Linked DNA regions of Homo sapiens: region 2 is linked to region 1. A link is a contact called in ENCODE Hi-C data. All regions are on one chromosome and are shown on one strand. Each heading gives the region's core, a stretch centred on a gene start or an enhancer-like site at or near the end of the contact. The rest is flanking DNA. Distances are from core to core; before and after follow the strand shown.

Region 1 (2,922 bases), core at 159-2,658:
CATAGTGAAACCCTGTCTCCACTAAAAATACAAAAATTAGCCAGACATGGTGGCGAGCATCTGTAATCCCAGCTTCTTGGGAGGCTGAGGCAGGAGAATAGCTTGAACCTGGGAGGTGGAGGTTGCAGTGAGCCGAGATCACCCCATTGCACTCCTGCCTGGGAGTGCAACAGAGTGAGACTTGGTCTGAAAAAAATAAAAAATAAATAAATTTTAAAAGATGCCCTGAAGAAGGATCGGGGGTTCAGTTTATCCAAGAGAGCACTAACTTTTGGGACTAATTTTCCAAAAGCCAAAAGCCAAAAGCCTTCTTGGCAAAATCTCAGCGCTACCTCTTATAACCCTGCCAAACAGTCTTAGTGCTTTATTTTCTGTCTAGGGACCATCTATACTTTTTACCTAAAATGGAAGTGTATTTGTTCAGCAAACATTTGCTGCACACTTACTCTGTATAGAGTTTTAGAGGAAAACAAGGAAACAGAAGAAATCACATCTTTAAAAGGCTCACAGTTTAATTCAGAGACTTGCAGCCGTACCTTAGAGTTAGGCTAAGAGGGTTCACAGTGACCTTGGTTCCTGCTACTCATCTTCCCTTCCTAGTTATTTCTCTTTGCATCCCTCCTTTGCTAAAGTCTGGAGCTCTCTTGCTGCTCTCTGTCCATCTAAAGTAGCCTTTTGCATTCATTTACATAGACACATCTTTTGATGTTCCATGCTCCAAAACGAACTCTCGTGTTTTTTTCCATATCCCTAATAAGGACTCCCATGCTACAGAGTCTGACCCTAAATGTCTAAAGAAAACAGTCTTACGTGGGGATAAGGTGAACAAGATTAATAGGCTTAATTCTCCCCTTTCCCACCTCTCACTTAGGGAGGATTTATGTTTTAAATAACCTTTACACATGTAAATTAATTAGTCTGAAACAGTGTCATTGGTGGGATGTGTGAGCAGGGTGCTTGAGTGTCGCTTTCTGTTCTGATCGTGTGCTGACCTCCATGCTAAACTCTGAAATCACACATCAGTATGGACTCATTGAATAGTTACATAGAAGGGCCTATCTAGAAACAAACAAATGAAAATTACGTGGAGTATACATGGCTTCATAACATTTGAGGGCAAGCAAAATACAGAGAAACAAATCAAGGAAAAGGTTTGTTGAGACAGACTCCCTGGGGTAGGAATGTTTTCATGTGGGTTTTCAAGGGGGTGACGTCATATGCAAACCCGATCCCACTTTTTCTCCTTTCTTAGAAGTTCTGAAAGAGAGATGAGAGTGCAGATATAGATGAGGATAGTCTGTCTAAGGATAATACCAAAGGTAAGTGTGCTTTGAGGTTTAAAATATTTGCTGGAAGCTATTTACTGACTGGTTACTAGGAGACAGCATGACTCATTGCTAACTTCCCCTCCGGGGCCAGCGTTCAGTCATTTATCACCTAGCACATTGGATCAAGACTGATAGAATCTTTAGAAAAAATTATGGAGTTCTCTATTCTAGTAAGGAGGCACTAAACTGTGGAAATAAAATGATCCCTGAAGATGAGGTCCACTGAGAAAGCATCCCGACATGTGTTCTGTATGTACTAACAGTCCAAGGATTAATGTGTGGTGGAGAGATATATACAAGATAAAATACAAACAACGTACATATTAAACAACTGTACAAAGCAATATTAAACCAACGTCAATAGTGAATACTGTATCTTCCCTGAGGACTTCCCCCCCGACCCCCACCCCAGTTTCTGAATGAATATATTTACATTATAACTCGGTATTCCTAATTTCCATGAAACAACACACTTAAATATTCCTTTAATAATCTTTCTAAAGATTCAAATAAGTAGAATAGATGAGGGTAGATTCCAAACAATCAGGTCTTTCAAGATAATTCATAAATTTAAATATAAATTCTAAGATAAATTTGGAAAATATTGAGGGTTGAATTGACATATGGGAAAAAATTAGTCAAATCATTTATACATTGCCCACAACCACAGGGGCATCACTATAATGTAAAGTTTATTGGAAAATTTTTTTTAGATAGAATCTCACTGTGTCACCTGGGCTAGAGCACAGTGGCATGATCACAGCTCACTGCACCCTCAACTTCCCAAGCTCAAGCCATCCTCCCACCTCAGCCTCCTGGGTAGCTGGGACTACAGGCATGCACTCCATGCCCAGCTAATTATTATTACTATTATTTGTAAAGATGGGGTCTTACAATGTTGCCCAGGCTGGTCTTGATTCCTGGACTCAAGTGATCCTCCTACCTCAGCTTCCCAAAGTGGTGGGATTACAAGTGTGAGCCACTGTGCCCAGCCTCATTGGGAATTTTTACAAAGAAATGTCTTGACATATTTCCATAACAACAACATCAGAATTGTCAGAGACAAAGCCTAGATAATATAAACTTCATCTGATAGGAGAAGGAAAGTATTTAAACATCAAAAGAATGGGAAATGATGTTTGTGCAGTTATGTTTGTGAGTGTGAGAGTGAGTAAGCGTGCAGCATATTGTAAAAATAAGCGAAAGGTGATGTGGCAAGAGTGTGTTTTGAAATATTTATTGAAGCTTTCACTCTGTGTTTTGCCTTGACCTTCGCCTGTTCAAAGAGGTATCAAGGTCCGTGCTGTGGTAGGGTTCCCTACTGTAAAAGCTGTCAAAATTCTGAGTCCATTGAGAAGATCGGTGGCTTAAGAAAGAGTGCAAAGTGCAGCTCTCTCACGGGGAGAGAAGAGAGAGTAAAAGACAGAGAAGGAGGGAGGGAGGAAAGAAGAGGAGATTGCATTTTCTCAGAGCAATTAAGATTTCCCTAGTCCAGGCCAGACACAGTGGCTCACGCCTGTAATCCCAGAAATTTGGGAGGCCAAGGCAGGTGAATCACCTCAGGTCAGTAGTTCAAGACTAGCCTGGCCAACAT
Region 2 (2,922 bases), core at 291-2,790, 640 kb before region 1:
AAAGTCAAACTAGAGAAAAAAAGAAAAAACTCTGCCACAATAGTAAAGATATATTTTTCTCATTTTAATCAGCTGCAGTATAATTTTAAAATCATGTATTAAGCAACAATACAATAAAGTCTCAATTAGCTAGAAACCAAGCAAACCCACAGTTAGCCAATATGTTTCCAAATTACACTTTTAGAAACAAGAGGTAGATACCTATAAAAGTGCTGTTATCGGGGTGAGGTGGGGGGTCTGTCAGAAAAATAGTGAGAAACCAAAAGAACTCAATTTCGTCCTTTTTTTCTACAAAGTACTCAACAGTGAGTCATGAAAATCTCAAAAGTTTTTTTTTTTTAAGTTAAATATCCATTATTCCTTCTTTTCAAGATGGATGAGACCTTTATTACTTTCTAGAAGGATTTTCAAACACAAGGATTGAAACAAAAAAGGCTTTCAGTAAACCTTTGGCTAATCAGCTTACCACTCGGTTCTTCTAAGACTGTGATTTTCAGAAACTTTAATCAGGTTCAGTTTACTTGTATCGATTTGCACGCCTTAGCCACAAAACTACAATATCTACTGGTGGGGATGTGCTGGAGCCTGAAATTGTATTCTTGAGGCATGCGCTTCCATAGTGGTGATAGGAGCATGCAGTGGGAAAAGTGGGAAACGTTCTTTGTCACCAGCATCAGTGGGATACTCCTGAGAGATCAGAATAGGAGCTGGTCACTCTTTAGCAGGAGAACGAAGAGTGAAGACCAGCAAAGATTGAAACAGAGGATTAAAAATTGTATGTCACAGTCACCATATTGACCAGCAGAAGTAAATGTGGGCAAAAACTAAAGCCAAACTGTGATTTTCATCACATGTCAAAGAAAGGAAAACTAGTTTGAGTATAGCACCAGGTCATGTGCTTGGGAGAAAAAGTGTGGAGGACTCGGTTAAATCTTTAAAACAGTATTTGTATTTGGAGCTTTGTAGATTACAAACTCAATGTTTTAAAAATGTACTCCCTAAATTAACCATAAATATTGTAAAAAAGTAATACAGAAATTATTCCTAAAGTGTGTTAGGAAGTGGTGGACATAATTCTGTAATTATAACCAATAGCTGTTACCATTTTGGAACATTTACATCCATGTCTTTCGTCTACTTAAAAAAATATATAAGCATCCATATACCAGTTTTATTCTTGAAAAGACATTTAAGCTATTTGAAAATAATTGAGAATTAAGAATAACAGAAATTAGAAAGTCTAACATTAGAGAGTAAAGCTATTTCTTCCTCTTTTCCTTTTGGAAATCACTCCAAAACAAGAAACAGAATGAGATATAGAAATAGTAACTCTATTTTTGTGAAAATGGACATAGTTAATATAGAATGACAGAATCACACTGGAATGTCAAGAATCAAGCTTATGCACCCCGCACCAAAGATTGCTAGATTCTCTTCGGAAGACATGGAATTGCCCTGGAAAAGGAGTCCACATACACTGTCATGAGAATTCCCAACCAAAAAAGTGACACTCTGCCCAGCCTTCCTGTCCACCATTTCATAAACCCCCCTGAAGCACACAGTGACTAATCTGCTTTTTAGTGCTTCACTCTTAAATATAAAAGGGCAGAAAAACATGTGAAACATTTCAGAAAAGCCATAATTGTGGAAGACAGAGTCCAAAACAAACAACGTTTGTTTGTTTTCTTTAAGAACTTGGAGGAAACATAAAATTAAGAGAAGAGAAAAATATTAAGGAATTATAAACAGTAATTCTGTGAAATAGAAATGATGTTAAAACCATCAAAGATGAACAGGAGGCTATTGAAAGGATTATTGAGTAAATGGGAAAGAACTCTTAGAAAATAATAAATACAATATCAGTATTAAGAAACACAATAGAAGGCTTGATAGATGAGGTTGAGAAGTTTCCCATAAAGGAAAACATGAGCTATAGGACAAAGAGCAGTATAGTGAGAAAGAAAGGAAGTGAAAAGTTCATTCTGGGAGGTCCAATATTTAAAGAAAACAATTTCTAGAAAGAGAGAACAGAGATAATAAAGGATAGATTATTAGAGAAATAACACAAGAATCTTTTCCAGAACTGGAGAACTTAAGATTCCAGATTAAAGAATCACCTAGTGCTGAGCAAAATCAATTTTTCAAAAAGGACAGCATTGTGAAGTTTTGGAATACCAGAAAGAGAAGATCCTGTAAAAAAAAAAAAAAAAAAAATATATATATATATATATATATATATATATATACACACACACACACAATGAAGAGTTGAGAATCAGAATATAATCAGATTTCTTCACATCAGTCTTGTAAGCTAGAAGATAATAGAGCAACACATTCAAATATTGAAGGGTAATGTTTTGTTACCTGAAATTCCATACCTAGCCAAACTGTCAGTGAGTGGTAATGATAGAATACATACATTTAAAGCATGCAAACGCAAAATATTTTAGTTCTAATACCCTTTTAGGCAGCCACCGAATGTGTGCTTTAACAAGTCCCAGGACTTCTGCTGTGCAGAAAACCAGGAAGCAGGCAGCCTAGATTGGCGTATGTGGTGGGAGCTTTTGAGGTTAGAGGGCTCCAGGAAAAAAATTGGGCTTAATAAGCCATGATAGACTTGTTCTCCTGGAAATCTGAAAAATCAGATTGTAAAATCATTTTCATATAAATTTTGCTATAATTATATTGGGAAGATGTGGAAGATGGGAATTTGGAGTCAGAATTTGGATTTGAGTGTAAGAGAGCTAATGCTTCATCTACCTTTGTAGGAAGTCAACAGGTGTGTTTAACAGTAATAAATCAGGAGATAGTGATATAAATATATTACCCAGAAATGTCTAAATACCAGAGGAATTTGGTTAGACATGGCTTATTATTAAATTCCTAGCTTTTGCTTTGTGTAATAGATTCATACTGGCA

The links. Hi-C counts contacts between places; a loop is a spot of excess contacts on that map. Pooled maps may share reads with other maps.
Region 2: a loop to region 1 is called in a map with no recorded cell type, with 4 times the contacts of the local background. The contact joins two enhancer-like sites. A Hi-C loop is called at or near these places in 3 of 37 single-sample maps with no recorded cell type and 2 of 50 pooled maps.

Annotation. Positions count from the first base shown.
Region 1 is chr10:33,507,802-33,510,723 of GRCh38, reverse strand. No RefSeq gene overlaps it. Among named protein-coding and RNA genes, the nearest start is that of LINC02628, 92 kb to the left of the region's middle. Within about 2 kb of position 1,408, at least 8 of the 41 ENCODE cell types and tissues checked have a DNase peak (open chromatin) inside an H3K27ac peak, as active enhancers do.
Region 2 is chr10:34,144,514-34,147,435 of GRCh38, reverse strand. All of the region lies in intron 22 of PARD3 (par-3 family cell polarity regulator), which reads left to right. Among named protein-coding and RNA genes, the nearest start is that of LINC02629, 240 kb to the right of the region's middle. Within about 2 kb of position 1,540, at least 2 of the 41 ENCODE cell types and tissues checked have a DNase peak (open chromatin) inside an H3K27ac peak, as active enhancers do.